Linked DNA regions of Homo sapiens: region 2 is linked to region 1. Evidence: chromatin loops called from intact Hi-C (ENCODE). Cell type or tissue: IMR-90. All regions are shown on one strand. Each heading gives the region's core, and the rest is flanking DNA. Links, peaks and the distances in the headings are about the cores only. Region 1 overlaps TXNDC16 (thioredoxin domain containing 16). Region 2 has its middle 150 kb from the start of DDHD1-DT.

What was found. Hi-C counts contacts between places; a loop is a spot of excess contacts. Peaks named below come from ENCODE experiments on the same cell type or tissue, not always from the same donor. Only the 100,000 strongest peaks of a DNase experiment are listed, where the experiment ranks them.
Region 2: a loop joins it to region 1, with 10 times the contacts of the local background. A loop is called at or near these places in 4 of 110 quality-filtered maps.

Annotation. Positions count from the first base shown.
Region 1 is chr14:52,460,867-52,470,239 of GRCh38, forward strand. It overlaps TXNDC16 (thioredoxin domain containing 16), which reads right to left. Exons shown (of 21, transcript NM_020784.3): 16 at 9,171-9,307. Among named protein-coding and RNA genes, the nearest start is that of TXNDC16, 87 kb to the right of the region's middle. In IMR-90, for the core only: a CTCF peak has its summit at 5,594 (motif pointing right); a DNase peak (open chromatin) is centred at 5,575.
Region 2 is chr14:53,302,059-53,311,431 of GRCh38, forward strand. No RefSeq gene overlaps it. Among named protein-coding and RNA genes, the nearest start is that of DDHD1-DT, 150 kb to the left of the region's middle. RefSeq lists an enhancer at 4,193-4,487. In IMR-90, for the core only: a CTCF peak has its summit at 4,345 (motif pointing left); DNase peaks (open chromatin) are centred at 3,213, 4,353 and 5,033; H3K4me3 peaks cover 302 bases; H3K27ac peaks cover 848 bases.

The DNA.
Region 1 (9,373 bases), core at 917-8,916:
AGAGAAAACTAAATTTGTATTCTTTTATTAGTGTATTATCAATTCTAAAGCTGATTTTAATAAAAACTTATATACAAATCTCATTTCAGTCAGCTTTTAATCACACAAGATTTTAAAATAAACTTTGTAATCTCATAACAATTTTGAAGTTTTCTAACTTTCTACAATTTATTTAGTTTTATCTATATCTTTTAGTTCTTTTAATTTGAAACAATCTTTAAATAACTTCTTTTTTTCTCACATTTTTATGCCTTTATAACTTTCCTCACCAAAAATATATCTTGCTTTTTTAATAGACTCTTTATTTAGAATTCTCTTACATTTAGTAGTTTTAATTATATTATGTTAGCTATAATTTTGACTCTTAGTAACCCAAATTTCTAGTAAAAACCTAGAAATTAATTTTGAACTGTTTTATATCAATATTTGTAGATGAAAATCATTTATAATTTTTAGATATTTTAATTTTATTAACAAATCTAAATATATTTAGCTTTTTTATATCATGTAAAAATAAGATGTCAAAGTACATAAACAAACATATGTTTGATAATTAATTTTAGTATTTTAACTTATTTAGGAATGACTCAGACATTTTATTATTATTTAACATGACTTAAAGATTTTTAATTATTGGAAAATAAATTATGACACAGGTACCCTCCTTAATGTCTTTCTCAGTTGTCCTTAGTCCTGAGTACCCATGTGGCACCTGATGCCTATAAAAGGCAGGGCTCTTTTGGGTCCTAAATTTACATACCAGATGTCAGGACAGAAGACAGAGCTGTGAAGAGGATGTCTGGTGGATCTGACCACTCCCAGCATGGCCATGAGGCAAATCTGGGCCAAGCAAGGAGGAACAAGGGGCCCTGCAGCAGGTGGCCTAAGCATTGACGACATGCCTCCAGGCCTTACCATGGCCACCTGTCCAGACCCCAGAATCTTGAAGCTCAAAACCAAAGACCAGCTTATAGTAAGATGTGTGCAAAGCTCTAGGGAAGCTCAACAGCCAGCTTTAGCCCACAGACAAATCAAGCAAGTGCCAAAAATATTATAGAAAATTAGCAGTTTTATGACCTTAAAACATGTAAAGACAGCATAAACCTGTCTGACCAGTAGATCCAGGCAAAAATATCTGAATTATATTTAAGTTACACTCTTGAAGCCATTTTTATTTTACTTTGTTAACAACTTTGAAACTAGATTTACCAAATATCACACATACATAACACATATAGACATAGAGACATCCAGACAGAAGCAGATTTTATGGCTTTTATACAAAATTTTCATTTGCTGGCTTTTAAATGGTTTCTCTTTTATTTTTTTAAACCTATAGTCAGCAAGTTCTTTATATTTTTGTTTATATTTTTTTTTAGAGACACAGTCTTCCTGTGTAGCCTAGGCTGGTCTTGAACTCTTAGCCTCAAACATTCCCCCCACCTCAGCTTCCTGAGTAGCTGGGATTAGACAGACTCTCACTCCATCATCCAGACTGAGTGCAGTGGCACAATCTTGGCTCATTGCAATCTCCGCCTCCTGGGTTGAAGCAATTCTTATGCCTCAGCCTCCCAAATAGCTGGAATTACAGGCACATGCCACCATGCCTGGCTAATTTTTGTATTTTTAGTAGAGACAGGGTTTCACCATGTTGCCCAGCCTGGCTGGTGTTAAAAACTCCTGACCTCAAGTGATCTGCCTGCCTCGGCCTCCCAAAATGCTGGGATTATAGGCATGTGGAAATATAAGCCACTGTTCCTGGCCCTGGCTACCTGTTATAAAGGGTCTTTTAAAACAGGCAATAAAAATACTGAAATCTTTTCAGAAGCTTCTGCACACCAATAGGCATCCCTGAATAAGCCTAATTAGAGAGTCCTCATTTTTAAATGTACTTCTAAAGTGTAGCATTTTTCATTTGAAATGTTCTACTGCAACTTTAAATTACCTTTAGTAACATTTTGCCATTTTTGTAAGTGTTTGTAGGTAGTTGTAGCCAGAAAGTGGAGTACTCAGTTCTTCAGAAATTAAGGATCTCATTTTTATGTTGAATCTTGGCTTTGGCTCTCAGATTTCCTCACAACTTAGTCATTGACTTTTTTCCTACCTATGAGTGCAAGAAAAAGAAACAAAGGGGATAGAACACAAAAGTCCCTGCAAATTTCTGAAAGCTGAAGTTCATACTACCTACAATATTGCCATTTACTGTCAGTTTCTGTCTGATTCAGACATCTGAGGCCTTTAACTAGATCTAAGTCAGTTAATTATCAGACCTAATTTGATCCTGGACCCAGTCCAGTTTCTGTAACAACTTCCAAACCCAGTTCAGATAAAAAAAAAAAAAAATCTGCTCAAACAAACTCAGATAGCTCAGAACACAAAGCCGTGGAGCTTCAAAGTCTGAAAGAGAACTTACCCACGATCCCCAGTGGCTGCGAGAGAGCAATGGACACAATGGGCCCAGCGGGTACACCATTTGGTCACTCTATGCTTCCGGGGGTCGCTGGAAGTTCTACTATAGGTCCTATTTCTGACACCATCTGTTAAAAGAAAAACTTTGAACTAAATTTAATAGAGTTTAACCGATCAAAGAACCATTTGCGGCTGGGCAGCCCCCCCAAACCAGAATAGGTTCATGGCAACCTCAGTGCTACCATGAAGTCAGAAAGGATTTACAGACAGTAAGAGGAAGTGAGGTGAAGAAATAGCTGGATTGGTTACAGCTTGGCATTTGTCTTATTTGAACAGGATTTGAACAGTTGGCCACCTTTGATTGACCAAAACTTGGTGAGTGGTATAAGAGTTGGTTATAGTCTGTTTATACATTTAGTTAGGTTACAGTTCACTACTTATAGAGAAACCTTTAGTCTGAACTTAAAATATATACGGAGGCAGCTTTAGGCTAAATTTAACACGAGTTAGCTTTTATTAACAAAACACAAATTTATATAGAAATGTTAATAAATTCATAAGATTTTTATCATTATTTATTCTCTCTTCAATAGATGTTGATAGTCCAGCTACTAATATATCAGTGTTTGCAAAAAAACAAAAACAAACTAAAAGAAATAAAAAGGAACGAATATCTAACTGACAATGTTGGGAACAATCAATCCAGTCAAATAATGAAGTTATCATATCCAGGCTACATCATTCTGGCACACCAGAACTACCTTTAAATAATTTAACATTACGTTTTTGACTTGTATTGCGAGATGACTGTATGTACATTTTATCATCATTTGTGTAAAAATATGATCAAGTACACCATTTCTTATGTTGATTCCCAATGTAAAAAATAATATGAAAAATTCTTTTCAATATTTGAATTAGGAAAAAGTTTTCTCTGTGGATTAATCAGCATCCTAACTTGTGTGTTGTGATTTATTACATATGACGATAGACGGCAAAAATTTCATCTTTTTGTTTCTAGTTGCTACCAGATTGCTTAGGGCTAAGTTTTATGACAAACGACAGTGTTTTCTAGACTTTCTACATAATTACCCCCTACTGTTTTATTGCTGAGTTTTTACACTGTTTTCAATGATTTTATCCTATTTGTGCTTTTTATGATCTGAAGACTTAAATTCTTCTTGGAAGGAGGCCTAGTGTGAATAATAAATGAGAAGGTTAGGGCACCAGGCACCTGAGGTACAGAGAGGACACTGTCAACCGTTGGAGCAAAAACATTCAAAAGGGAAGGAAGGTGGAGGAGTAAAACACAGACTTACTTCCCAATTTTTCATAAAAATTTTTTTTTTCATTAGAAGGTTATGCTCTCTATAAGGCCAGGTGCGGTGGCTCACGCCTATAATCTCAGCACTTTGGGAGGCTCAGGTGGGCAGATCACTACAGGCCAGGAGTTTGAGACCAGCCTGGCCAACACAGTGAAACCCTGTCTCTACTAAAAAGACAAAAAATTAGCTGGGCGTGCTGCTGCATGGCACATGTCTGTGGTCTCAGTACTTGGGAGGCTGAGGCATGAAAACTGCATGAACCTGGGAGGTGGAGGTTGCAGTGAGCCAACATCATGCCACTGCATGTCACTGAGCCTGGGTGACAGAGCAAGACTCTGTCTCAAAAAAAATAAAAAATATAAAGATATGCTCTCTAGGATTTTGCCTTCAAAGATGATAAGCCACAGGGCACATATTAATATTCTTATTATTTATTTTTTGTAAGTTCCTTTCGTTTTTACTTTTTACAATTCTGAAAACAAAGTAGAAAAAAATTGCTAGATGTAAATTTGTAGAAAGCAAAATTTAATATGTAGTTAATAGTATCTACTATGTGCAAACATAATGCTAGACCAGTGGGGTCCTCTTCTCAGACAAATATTCTTAAACTCTTTCATTCAGAATTTGAAATCCAACTCAAGAAAAGAAAAACAAGGAGGAGGGAAGTTTCCTAGATAAATGGTAAGAGTTAGTATAATGAAGTAAACATTGGCCAGGCGCAGTGGCTCACGCCTGCAATGCCAGCACTTTGGGAGGCCGAGGCGGGTGGATCACGAGGTGAGGAGATCGAGACCATCCTGGCTAACACGGTGAAACCCCGTCTCTACTAAAAATACAAAGAGTCAGCCGGGCTTGGTGGCGGGCGCCTGTAGTCCCAACTACTCGGGAGACTGAGGCAGGAGAATGGCGTGAACCTGGGAGGCCGAGCTTGCAGTGAGCCGAGATCGCGCCACTGCACTCCAGCCTGGGCGACAGAGCAAGACTCCATCTCAAAAAAAAAAAAAAAAAAATTGAGGGTTTTGTTACCGACTCAAGAGGCCACCTAGATGCAAAAGCAACAAATAACATTCCCAGAAATACTATCGGTCAGAAAAAACACCCTATGTGTACCCTTCCTTAAAAACTTATTGAAAGACACATTCCTGTGAAGCAAGAGATAAATAAAGAGTAACGGTCTAAGTAAAGAGAAGGTGTGATATTTAAAAAATACTGTAGTTTATGCTGCCATGTAAAACTATCAAAGTAAAAATAATTGTTATAAGCATATCAAAGTTGAATGCAAAAACATTAATTTGAATTGCATCAAAAATAAGATGAATTAATAAGTAGAAAGATATACAGGTATATACTAAAGCAAATATAAAATGTTAATGGTAGAATCTAGGTGGTGAGTATATGGGTGTTCACTGTACAATTCTTTGAACTTTGCTGTGTGCTTGAAAAAGTTCATAATAAAATGTTGGAAAAGTGAATGAAGGATTTTCTTTCAAAAATTTCCAACATTTTATTACGTATGATGCAATAAATAATTAAATAAATAAATAAAAGCTCAGCAATAAAGGTAATATGAATCCATAACATGAAACCATGGCATACAAAGAAAAAAAAACCATAGAACCCCATCTCTACTAAAAATACAAAAAGTAGCCAGGCATGGTGGCACATGCCTGTAGTCCCAACAACCTGGGAGAATGAGGCAGGAGAAATGCCTGAACCTGGGAGGCAGAGGTTGCAGTGAGCTGAGATCACACCACTGCACTCCAACCCGGATGACAGAACAAGACTCTGTCTCAAAAAAAAAAAAAAAAAAAAAAAAGACTTCAAAAAAGAAATTAAAAGCATCTTCCACAAGAGGGAGTCCAAATCATTGAAACGATCTTTAACTTTATAGGTTCAAATATGTTTTTGGGGAACATTTTCTCTAGTCCTGGAGAAAATACAAGCAAAAGAAGCAGACACCATATTTTAAAAAATAAAGAAAAATGGCCAGGCGCGGTGGCTCATGCCTGTAATCCCAGCACTTTGGGAGGCCGAGATAGGCGGATCACAAGGTCAGGAGATGGAAACCATCCTGGCTAATGCGTTAAAACCCCGTCTCTATTAAAAATATAAAAAAATTAGCGGGGCATGGTGGCAGGCTCCTGTAGTCCCAGCTACTCGGGAGGCTGAGGCAGGAGAATGGCGTGAACCCGGGAGGCGGAGCTTGCAGTGAGCCGAGATCACGCCACTGCACTCCAGCCTGGGTGACAGAGCAAGACTCCATCTCAAAAAATAATAATAATAAAAAATAAAGAAAAACAATAATGAAGCATAAAACAAGCAGCAGATATCCAAATCAGTTAAGAGAATAAGTATAAATTACTAATGTTCACCTAGTAGAGTCAATAGAAAAAAAAACAAGAAAATATTTAAAAAGACAGATCAGAGACTTGACTCTATATTCAACATGTATTATAAAACTAATAGACTAAGTATCAATAGGTAAAGTGAATAAAATAGAAAACAATTAAACAGACATATATCACACACACACACATATAGATAAGGACAACATGGTGCTGGTGAAATCACATATAGAGGAGAAAAAAAGGATAAACGTTAACTATTAGAAAAAAAATTAAGTTGGCACCAACACTCATCCCATGCACTAAAATATCTAAAGGGTTAAAAACTTTTAAAAAAGGGAAAAAAATCACAATCAACAGAGTAAAAAAGCAATCTATGGAATGAGAGAAAATATTTACAAATCAAATCTTTGATAAAGGATAATATCCAGAATATATAAAGAATTTCTGCAACAAAAATATAAATAACCCAATTTAAAAACAGGCAAAGGAGTTACAGACATTTCTCCAAAGAATATATACAAATGACCAAGAAGCATAATGAAAAGATGCTCAGCATCACTAATCGTCTGGGAAATGCAAATCAAAGCCACAACAAGATATCACCTCACACCCATTAAGATGGCTATCATAAAAAATAAAATAAAATAACGAATATTGGCAAGGATGTTAAAGTCATTGGAACCCCTGTACACTGTTGGTAGGAATGTAAAATGATGCAGCCAGGGCGGAAAATAGTACTGCGGTTCCTCAAAAACTAAAAACAGAATTACCATATGACCCAGCAATTCCACTTCTCAGTATGTACTCAAAATAATTGAAAGCAGAGTACCAGAGAGATATTTCCATACCCATGTTCACAACCGCGTTATTCACAACAGCCAAGAGGTAGAAGTAACCCAAAAATTCATTAATGGATAAACAGATAAACAAAATAAGATATATACATACAATGGAATACTATTCGGCCTAAATTGGAAGGAAATTCTGACACACACTACAATATAGATGAACCCTGAAGACATTATGCTAAGTGAAATAAGTCAGTCAGAAAAAGATAAATACTGTATGATTCCACCTGTATGAGGTACATAGAGTAGCCAGACTCATATAAACAGAAAGTAGAGTGGTGGTTACCAGGGCCTGGGAGGAGGATGAAATGAAAAGCTGTTGTTTAATGAGTACAGAGTTTCAGTTTTGCAAGATGAAAATGTTCTGGAGATTAGTTGTACAACAATGTGAATATACTTAATACTTGTAAAACATACACTTAAAAATGGGTAAGATGGTAAATTTTACGTTATGTGTATGTTATCAAAATTTTTTTAAAAGAAAAAATATACAAAGCAAGACAAATTAAAATAGGAAAATATTGTAAATTAAAGCAAGAAAAAATACAGGTGAATATTAGGTGACAAAAATGATAGGGTTTTTTATAGCTAAAAGCAATAGAAGAAATCTTAAAATCAATAGATTAAAAAAATTTTAAACTGTGATATACAAAATTATCATTAAACAAAGCTAAAGAGCAAATAACAGACTGAGGGAAAATAACTGAAACAAAATGACAAAAGCTTAATATCCTTAATATACAAAGGTCTCACACCAATTCATTAGACAAACAGTAAAACTCCATTTTAAAAAGTGAGTGGGCAAGTACAGTGGCTCATGCCTATACTACCAGCACTTTGGGAGGCCAGGGCAGGAAAACTGCTTGAGCCCAGGAGTTTGAGACCAGCCTGGGCAACACAGGGAGACCTCATCTCTATGAAAAATTAAAAAATTAGTGGGCATGGTGGCACATGTCTATAATCCTAGCTACTCAGGAGGCTGAGGTGGGAGGCTCACTTAAGCCCAGGAGGTTGAGTGTGCAGTGAGCTGTGATTGTGTCACTGTACTCCAACCTGGGCAATAGGGCGAGACCCTGTCTCAAAAAAAAAAACAAAAAACCATGAGTAATGTATATAACCTACAATTTATAGAAGACATACGTTATTCTATTGGGAACCTAAACTCATTATATGGTCTAAAATCCATACAAAGACTCAAAAATATTCTTCACATACAGAAGGAAAAAAAAAGGAAACAGTACAAATATTGTTCATAAATAGTTAAATAAGGCCAGGTGTGGTGGCTCACATCTGTAATCCCAACACTTCGGCAGGCCAAGATGGGTGGATCACTTGAGCTCAGAAGTTCAAGACCAGCCTGGGCAACATGGTGAAATCCTGTCTCTACAAAAACACAAAAAATTAGCTGGGCATGGTGGCACATGTCTGTGGTCCCAGTTACTCAGGAGGTTGAGATGGGAGGATTGCTTGAGCCCAGGAAGCAGAGATTGCAGTGAGCCGAGATCATGCCATTGCACTCCAGCCTAGGTGACAGAGCAAGATCTCGTCTCAAAAAAAAAAACAAAAAACAAATTTAAATACATTTTGATATATATATTCACCAAATATTATGTAGCCATAATGTTCATGAAGAATATCAATACATCATTGTAATGTTAAATAAAAACAAGATTCTGGCTAGGTGCGGTGGCTCACCCCAGCACTTTGGGAGGCCAAGGCAGGCGGATCATGAGGTCAAGAGATGGAGACCATCCTGGCCAACATGGTGAAACCCCGTCTCTACTAAACACACAAAAATTAGCTGGGCATGGTGGCATGTGCCTGTAGTCCCAGCTACTCAGGAGGCTGAGGCAGGAGAATCACTTGAACCCAGGAGGCAGAGGTTGCAGTGAGCCGACATCACGCCACTGCACTCCAGCTTGGTGACAGAGCGAGACTCTGTCTCAAAAAAACAAAACAAACAAAAAAAACGCAAGATTCTAACCTAGATACACAGTTTTAGCCCAATTATGTTAAAACATACATAAATATGCAATCTGTAGGTACACAGAAAAAAGATGGAAGAAATTACATCAAAATTTAACACTATCTCTGAATAATTAGCTTACGATATTTTATTTTTCTTCAAACTTCTCCATAATTTTGAAATTCTCTATAATTTAAAAAGATATTCTTAAAAAATAAAACTAGCAAGCAATGATATACTCTACTGTATAATTTAAAAGCTCAGCTCTGCTTACCTGTTTTCATGGTTGGACTAAATAGTCCCAATACTGACACACTAGAATACAAGATGAGGTCTTTATATAATTCCCCACTTAAATATTCTTCTGCTTCTTGGATCGATGTTATATTCACTGGATATGAAATCCTGTTGCTGGATAAACATATAACTATATTACAAATTAATTTTTTAAGATATTTTCAGTTTGTAAAAAAAAAG
Region 2 (9,373 bases), core at 533-8,532, 840 kb after region 1:
GAATCTGGGTGCTCCTGTATTGGGTGCATATATATTTAGGATAGTTAGCTCTTCTTGTTGAATTGATCCCTTTACCATTATGTAATGGCCTTCTTTGTCTCTTCTGATCTTTGTTGGTTTAAAGTCTGTTTTATCCGAGACTAGGATTGCAACCCCTGCCTTTTTTTGTTTTCCATTTGCTTGGTAGATCTTCCTCCATCCTTTTGTTTTGAGCCTATGTGTGTCTCTGCACGTGAGATGGGTTTCCTGAATACAGCACACTGATGGGTCTTGACTCTTTATCCAATTTGCCAGTCTGTGTCTTTTAATTGGAGCATTTAGTCCATTTACATTTAAAGTTAATATTGTTATGTGTGAATTTGATCCTGTCATTATGATGTTAGCTGGTGATTTTGCTCGTTAGTTGATGCAGTCTCTTCCTAGCCTCGATGGTCTTTACAATTTGGCATGATTTTGCAGTGGCTGGTACCGGTTGTTCCTTTCCATGTTTAGTGCTTCCTTCAGGAGCTCTTTTAGGGCAGGCCTGGTGGTGACAAAATCTCTCAGCATTTGCTTGTCTGTAGAGGATTTTATTTCTCCTTCACTTATGAAGCTTAGTTTGGCTGGATATGAAATTCTGAGTTGAAAATTCTTTTCTTTAAGAATGTTGAATATTGGTCCCCACTCTCTTCTGGCTTGTAGAGTTTCTGCTGAGAGATCCGCTATTAGTCTGATGGGCTTCCCTTTGTGGGTAACCCGACCTTTCTCTCTGGCTGCCCTTAACATTTTTTCCTTCATTTCAACTTTGGTGAATCTGACAATTATGTGTCTTGGAGATGCTCTTCTTGAGGAGTATCTTTGTGGCATTCTCTGTATTTCCTGAATCTGAATGTTGGCCTGCCTTGCTAGATTGGGGAAGTTCTCCTGGATGATATCCTGCAGAGTGTTTTCCAACCTGGTTGCATTCTCACCGTCACTTTCAGGTACACCAATCAGACGTAGATTTGGTCTTTTCACATAGTCCCGTATTTCTTGGAGGCTTTGTTCGTTTCTTTTTATTCTTTTTTCTCTAAACTTCCCTTCTCGCTTCATTTCATTCATTTCATCTTCCATCACTGATACCCTTTCTTCCAGTTGATTCCATCGGCTCCTGAGGCTTCTGCATTCTTCACGTAGTTCTCGAGCCTTGGCTTTCAGCTGCATCACCTCCTTTAAGCACTTCTCTGTATTGGTTATTCTAGTTATACATTCGTCTAAATTTTTTTCAAAGTTTTTAACTTCTTTGCCTTTGGTTTTAATTTCCTCCTGTAGCTCGGAGTAGTTTGATCGTCTGAAGCCTTCTTCTCTCAACTCGTCAAAGTCATTTTCCATCCAGCTTTGTTCCGTTGCTGGTGAGGAACTGCGTTCCTTTGGAGGAGGAGAGGTGTTCTGCTTTTTAGAGTTTCCAGTTTTTCCATCAGCAGAATGATTTTAAGGACTGAACTAAAATCTAGAGAAAATGATTGAGAAATTTTGAGTAATTAGTCTCCAAAAGTTAAGGATGAGCTTTGGCCTTAGGATATTAAATGACTTGGGATAAGGAGCAGCAGCTCATGCCTATAATCCCAGCACTTTGGGAGGCTGAGATGGGCAGATCACCTGAGATCAGGAGTTCAAGACCAGCCTGGCCAACATGGCAAAACCCTGTCTCTACTGAAAATATAAAAATTAGCTGGATATGATGGTGCATGCTACTCGGGAGGCTGAGGCAGGAGAATTGCTTGAACTTGGGAGATGGAGGTTGTAGTGTGTGGAGATTGGGTCATTGCACTCCAGCCTGAGCAACAGAGCAAGACTCCGTCTCACAGAAAAAAAAAAAGACATGGGACACGTAGTATCCTTTGAAGTACTTATGGCACAACTTGCCTCTTAGAAGTTCTTGAAGATATGGAAGGAGAGCAAAGTGATGTGTGTTGTAGAAAACAGATGCTGCTGATTTGAATGAAGGTTCAACGTGAGAGCTTGGTCCATAAAGCAGACCCATGGACCTAGTCTACCCTACACTAACCTGCCTCCCCCACACGCACAAACTGTGGAGGAGAACGCCCCCACACATTCTGGCTCTGTTTCCCCTTGTACTGTGGGAATTTGAGCCTCCTTATCCTCACAAATGGTTCTGAAAGCCCTCAAAAGAGTATATCACCAGTGTATTATTTTCCAATTTCTGCTGTAACACATTACCACAGTCTTAGTGGCTTAAAACCACACACACTTATCTTATATAGTTCTGGGGGCTGTAAGTCTAAAATGGGTCGGCAGAGCCATGCTGCCTTGGGAAGCTCCACGGGAAAACCCATTTCGTTGCCTTTTCCAGCTTCTGAAGACTTCCTACATTTCTTAGCTTGAGGCCTCTTTCTTTATCTTTAAAGCCAGCAGTGCAGCATCTTTGTATCTCTCTCTGACCACTGCTTCTGTTGTTGTATCTTCTTCTCTGATTCTGACTCTCCTTCCTCCCTTTTCTAAGGACCCTGTGATTGATTGTCTTGGGCCCACCACATAATCCAGGATAATGTCCCCATCTCAACGTCCTTAATCACATCTACAATGTCCCTTTTGCCCTGTAAGGTAATGCACTCACAGCTTCTGGGGTTTAGGACGTGGGCATCTTTGGGGGGTCTTTATTCCACTACCGCAGCCAGTTCTCTGAGAACTAGTTGTTTTTGTCACAGCAGGAGGTCTGTGATTTTTCTTCTTCTGATACTGGGTCATTAAATGCTGGCTTCATTTGCAGCTGGGGCCTCTTCTTCATGAATGGCAGATGCAGCAGCAGTGTCACAGATGCCTCCCAAAGGCACCCTCTCTCTGTGGATGCTGCCAGTCTCCAAGATTGAGGATGGTGATGTCAGCCCTACGGCTGCCCAAGGCCAGTGCTGTTTTTATTGTTTCCACCACCATCAACACAGCCAGCAGCATGAGGGGGGCCAATAATGTCAACAGGTTTCAGCATTTTCTCCATCATCACCCTTGGGACTTGGATGTGAGTCTCCTGGATAAGCTGAGCGATGGTCACCCTGCTTTGTTAATGACCACACCACCCCTTGAACCCTGGCCCATTGGTTTTGAACCAGCTTCTCTCTTTCCCTTTGGGGTCATTCTGTCCCAGGAGGCTCCTCTGTTCCTCCTTACACCACAGCTGTCCTTCCAGGCTCAGATATTTTGGAATCTCAGTGTAAACACAGCTGGGACTCAGGCTGCCACGTAACACATGCTTCTCTTAGGCTACCTTCCCAAGTGTTTACATTCCATGCTGGAAGAACTTGGCTCCTTCAACAAACTCAGAGAAAGAATCAGTACAGTTCCTAATTTTTCACACTTTCTACCTAGTCTAGGATTGAGCATCTGGATCCAATTGGAGGCCACTTGTCCTAATTTAGCACTTCCTATTAATTTGTAAGGAATTACTATTGAAATACATAATTTAGCAACTTCAGATTTTACAAGCTATGGCAAGTGCCATACCAAATAGGATTTGACTGGATTTATTGCTGTTGAAAAGGAAATCTTTGATTTTTCTCCTCCTAGCTACTATTGATTCATTTCATACCAGAGTGTATAAAATTGGACCTATAGAAAACATTTTCTTCCCTCCCTTGATCTGGTTGGAAAAAATGTTTTCATTTCATGAAATAAACAGTGAAAGAATTTTCATGAATATGTATGTAGTTTTAATGAGTTTTGTTTCTCATGATGAAATGTATTAATATTTTATATGTTGCCCTCCCGGGAAATGGAGGAATCTGAGATCCTAGACTAGCTGCAGTTTGTCCAACAGGAATCAATATTCATAATGCTCAGGACAGTGGAACCTAATTCCCAGAACCTCTGGTTGTGGAGGCTGACCTGGGCAGAGGAGGCAGGCTGAGGAGGCATTGTTGCAGTAGGGAATATCCTGCACATACCCAGCTTCTTCACCTGGGTGGCGAGGACACAGGTTGCTGAAGACTCAGGAATGTGTATGCAAGTCTTTAAGGAGTAGGAAATGGGAGGGAGATGAGGGGTGGGCATGGTGGGAGGCTCCTGAGAGATATAAAAACAGGGTTCCAGTAGTTGGACTGTCGTCCTTCCACAGGCCTTTTCATTGATGTGCAAGAGTCATCTTTTGGTACCACTTCCTGGGGACGTTTCCTCCCTCGAGATTGATAACTGAGAATAACCCTAGCCATACTGGAATATAATTCCTGATATCCTGAAAGTGTATTTTCACATTCAGATATACAACTATACCCAGGTGTACCTATTCCCGTTAATTTTGGGCATGGCGCGGTAGCTGAGGCCCATGGATTGAAACAAAGACCGCTTCTGCCATCTGCTGGGCACTCTGAGGAACTCAAAGGATTTTTCCACAGGAAGAGGGGGAGTTTGATGAATTTCGTTTCAAATTTACTTTAGCACTTGAGAATTTAGCCAAGTATTAAACAGATTAATTTTTGCCTTTGTGAAGGCTTGCATGACTTTGATCATTCAGTCGTTTTAATGAACTCAACGTGGTTGTTTCCGATTTGGCCTTGAAAGCCTTGGCATGTCGCCGTGCTCTGAGTGGGAGCCTCGCTGCCTCCAGCTTGGGTTTCTCAGTTTTGGCAGGGCTTTCCTTCCCACTGATGGAAGATTTACAGAGGAAAAAAAAATCATTATGTCTGAAATTCTGCCAGGATACATCAGCGTATTTCCAGGCTGCCATCTACCGTGTAACTCTCTGAAGATTTAATATGAAAATTAAAAAAAAAATTGCAGTGCACCTGCTCCTAAGGAAAACTACCTTGTCGTAGGATCGCATGCTTTTATTAAATTAGAGAATTTTAAATTGTATTTATGAGGATGTACAACTTGGGTTTCTTCCCTTAGGCTTCCTGGTCTCTGTGTTAAGTACAACTTGCCTCCAAGGTCACCCTCCCACCCTCCATAATTAGCCCAGAAATTTAACAGGGGCTTCTGGCAGCAGTTTTACCCAGCAAGCTTAGCGTAGCACTATTTGTGGTCAGATCCTGAGTGATTCAGCAGCTCTACTATCCTTAGAGTCTTGTCTCATCCCACACAAAGCCCTTTTCAGACCCAGTTTGACATTCTGATATTGTACCATGGCCCCGCAGGGTCAGGGAGTATAATGTGGTGATTCAATAGCTGTCTTGGAGCAGAAAAAGGGCATTCAGTGGTGGGTTAAAGGGCAGGCTGGTGACAAGGAGGGAGCAAGACAACATTCTACAGATTCTGCAGCTTTGCTTGGCTAGGAGCGAAACATCTCACCTCGAAAAATGGCTTCAGAGGCACAAAAATTATTTTCTTTGTTACTTAGCTTTTTAGTATCAGGACCTCAGACCTGAGTTGGTAGGGTATGACTAGATAGGAGAAGTTCCTCTCTGTGGGGTCCCTTCCTTGGCATACTGTTTTGTGGTAAATGGACTGAAACAGAATTCATTGAAGTCAACTGAAGTCACTGAGAATGTCTGCTTAAGTTGTTGAACATTACAGTTTTGGTGATATGCTTGGAAGCTAAAATCCATGACGGGCTTCTCCAAATTTTATCCTCTTATTTTCTTTGACTGGTTTCTGTACCTGGTCCAGTTTTAAAAGCTATTTGTGACCATGCTGGATGTCAGAATAAGAGAGCACTCAAGAGAAGTGAGATTATTGGGTTTGGTCCATGGGATATTTCATACCTAGAGTAGCCTTCCATTTCAGAGCTATTTTAAAGCTGGTTCCTCACTTTGTTGAGAGCAGTTGAGAGCAAACTGATGGATGGGGATGTGAGAAATAAGTTCTCCTGGACATGATTTGCAGTCTATACATATTTACCTTTTAGAGAAAAAGGAAATGACAGCCACAATTTGTCCTTCGCTGATTAACATGCCATTTCTCACTGTTTTGATAAGCAACAACAACAATAAATCCCACCTCTTGCCATATTTCTCAGACCTGGGAAACTTGTGTTAAGTCAAACTTTGTTCCAAGTTGACTGTCCCACTCTGAGGGCAACTTGAAGGGGTGACAATGCCTAGATGATCTGAGTTTTACTAATACTAAGCAAATTGTGGTTATTTGCTTCGGGCAGACTGAAAGGAAATTTATCCTTGCAACATTTATGAAGATCTTGTTTGCTAAGCAACTTAGTATTATCAAGGAAGGTGGGATTGTATTGTAGAGAACTGCTTTGCTAGATAGCAGGACATTTAGGATCTGGTTTCATTCTGGCACTCACCAACTGTGTGATCCTGGCTTTTATCTTTTTAGCCTAAGTTTCCTCATCTGGAAAGTGGTTGGCATGATGATTTCTGTAGTCCTTTTAAGTTTTAGAATACCATAATCTACCTTTGCAAGAAGAAGAGTCATTTTTGAGGAATATAGATAACATTCTAATTAATCTCGTATCTTCATTTAAATAGACTTTGAAATATTATGTGAGCAGTTAAAATATAGCCCCTATTCATCTATATGTCTATCTCTCATCTACCTCTTTTTTCATTCTTTTCATTCATCTGCCTACCTGTATATATAATATTGGGTTATCAAGTAGGCAGATTAAGCCTGTACTCAAGCAGTGGTACCAAAAATATTTTGGAAATAATTTGATATATGAAAAAACTTATCAAAATGGTCATTCTGAGAAAAATTACCTTTATTAATTTCTTTATACCGATTTTATGTGTTAACATTGTATATATGGGAAGTAGTAGTCTTGTAACCTTTTAGTTTTTAGGGCTTCTATAGGTATTTATTTATTTATTTATTTAATTAATTTCAATAGTTTTTTTTGGGGAACAGGTGGTGTTTGGTTGCATGGAAAAGTTCTTCAGTGGTGATTCTGAGATTTTGGTACACCTGAGCAGTGTACACTGCACCCTATTTGTAGTCTTTTATCCCTTACCCCCCTCCCACGCTTCACCCTGAGTCCCCAGAATCCATTATTTTATTCTTAGGTGTTTGGGTCCTCATAGCTTAGCTTCCACTTATAAATGAAAACATGTGACTTTTGGTTTTCCATTTCCGAGTTACTTCATTTAGAATAATGGTCTCCAACTCCATCCAGGTTGCTACAAATGCCATTATTTCATTCCTTTTTATGGCTCAGTAGTATTCCATGGTGTGTGTGTGTGTGTGTGTGTGTGTGTGTGTGTATGTATGTATCTCACATTTTCTTTATCCACTTGTTGGTTGCTTTCATGTTTTTGCAATTGAGAATTGTGCTGCTATAAACGTGTGTGCAAGTGTGTTTTTTCATATAATAACTTATTTTCCTCTGGGTAGATACCCAGTAGTGGGACTGCTGGATCAAATTGTAGTTCTACTTTTAGTTCTTTAAGGAATCCCCATACTATTTTCGATAGTGTTTGTACCAGTTTACATACCCACCAGAAGTATAAAAGTGTTGCCTTTTCACCACATCCGTGCCAACATCTGTTAACATTGTTTTGGTCAATCTTTCCCACTTGGAATGGCTGTATTTGCCCAATGCCTGTACCCCTGTTGTATCTAGGAAGTAATTAACATGCTTTTAATTTTACAAGCTTATAGGTGGAAGGGACTTGCCTTTTCTCAGATGAGACTTTTGACTGTGGACTTTTGAGTTAATGCTGAAATGAGTTAAGACTTTAGGGGACTGTTGGGAAGCCATCATTGGTCTTGAAATGTGAGGACATGAGATTTGGGAGGGGCCAGGGGTGAAATGATATGGTTTGGCTGTGTTGCCACCCAAATCTCATCTTGAATTCCCATGTGTTGTGGGAGGACCTGGTGGGAAGTAATTGAATCATGGGGTAGGTCTTTCACATGGGAAAGAGGTTTCCCTGCACAAGTTCTCTTTCCCTGCTGCCATCCATTTAAGACATGACTTGCTCCTCCTTGCCTTCCACCATGATTGTGAGGCCTACCCAGCCATGTGGAACTGTAGTCCATTAAACCTGTTTATTTTGTAAATTGCCCAGTCTCAGGTATGTCTTTATCAGCAGCATGGAAACAGACCAATACATCACCCTAATACCAAAACCAGGAAAGGACATAACAAAAAAAGGAAAACTACAGACCAATATCCCTGATAAAAACAGATGCAAAAATCCTCCACAAGATACTAGCTAACCAAATTCAACAGCATATCAAAAAGATAATACACCGTGATCAAGTGGGTTTCATACCAGGGATGGTTTAACATGTGCAAATCAATAAATGTGATACATCACATAAACAGAATTAAAAACAAAAATTATATGATCATCTCAACAGATGCAGAAAAAGCATTTGGCAAAATCCAGCATCGCTTTGTGATTAAAATCAGCAAAATCGGCATATAAGAAACATACCTTAAGGTAATAAAAGCCATCTAGGACAAACACACGGCCAACATTATACTGAATGGGGAAAAGTTGGAAGCATTCTTCTTGAGAACTGGAATAAGACAAGGATGCCCAGTTTCACCACTGCTATTCAACATTGTACTGGAAGTCCTAGCCAGAGCAATTAGACAAGAGAAACACATAAAGGACATCCAAATAGGTAAAGAGGAAGTGAAACTGTCACTGTTCTTTGATGACATAATTATATACCTAGAAAACCCCAAAGACTCACTCAAAAAGCTCCTAGGTCTGATATATGAATTCAATAAAGTTTCAGCATACAAAATCAATGTACACAAATCAGTAGCACCGCTATACACCAACAACGATCAAGCTGAGAATCAAATCAAGAACTCAACCCCTTTTACAACAGCTGTGAAGAAAAATAAAGTACTTAGGAATATACCTAACCAAAGAGGCAAAAGATGTCTACAAGGAAACCTACAAAACACTGCTGAAAGAAATCATAGATGACACAAACAAATGGAAACACATTCTCTCATGGATGGGTAGAATCAATATTGTGAAAATGGCCATACTGCCAAAAGCAATCTACAGATTCAATGCAATTTACATCAAAATGCCATCATCATTCTTCACAGAACTAGAAAAAACAATCCTAAAATTCATATGGAACCAAAAAAAAAAAAAAAAAAAAGACTGCACATGGCCAAAGCAAGACTAAGCAAAAAGAACAAATCTGGAGGCATCACATTAGCCAAATTCAAACTATACTACAAGGATATAGTTACCAAAACAGCATGGTACTGGTATAAAAGTAGGCATGTAGACCAATGGAACAGAATAGAAAACCCAGAAATAAAGCCAAATATTTATAGCCAACTGATCTTCAACAAAGCAAACAAAAACAAAGTGGGGAAAGTACACTGTATTCAACAAATGATGCTGGAATCATTGGCAAGCCACGTGTAGAAGAATGAAACTAGATCTTCACCTCTCACCTTATACAAAAATCAACTCAAGATGATCAAAGAGTTAAATCTAAGACCTGATACCATAAAAATTCTACAAGA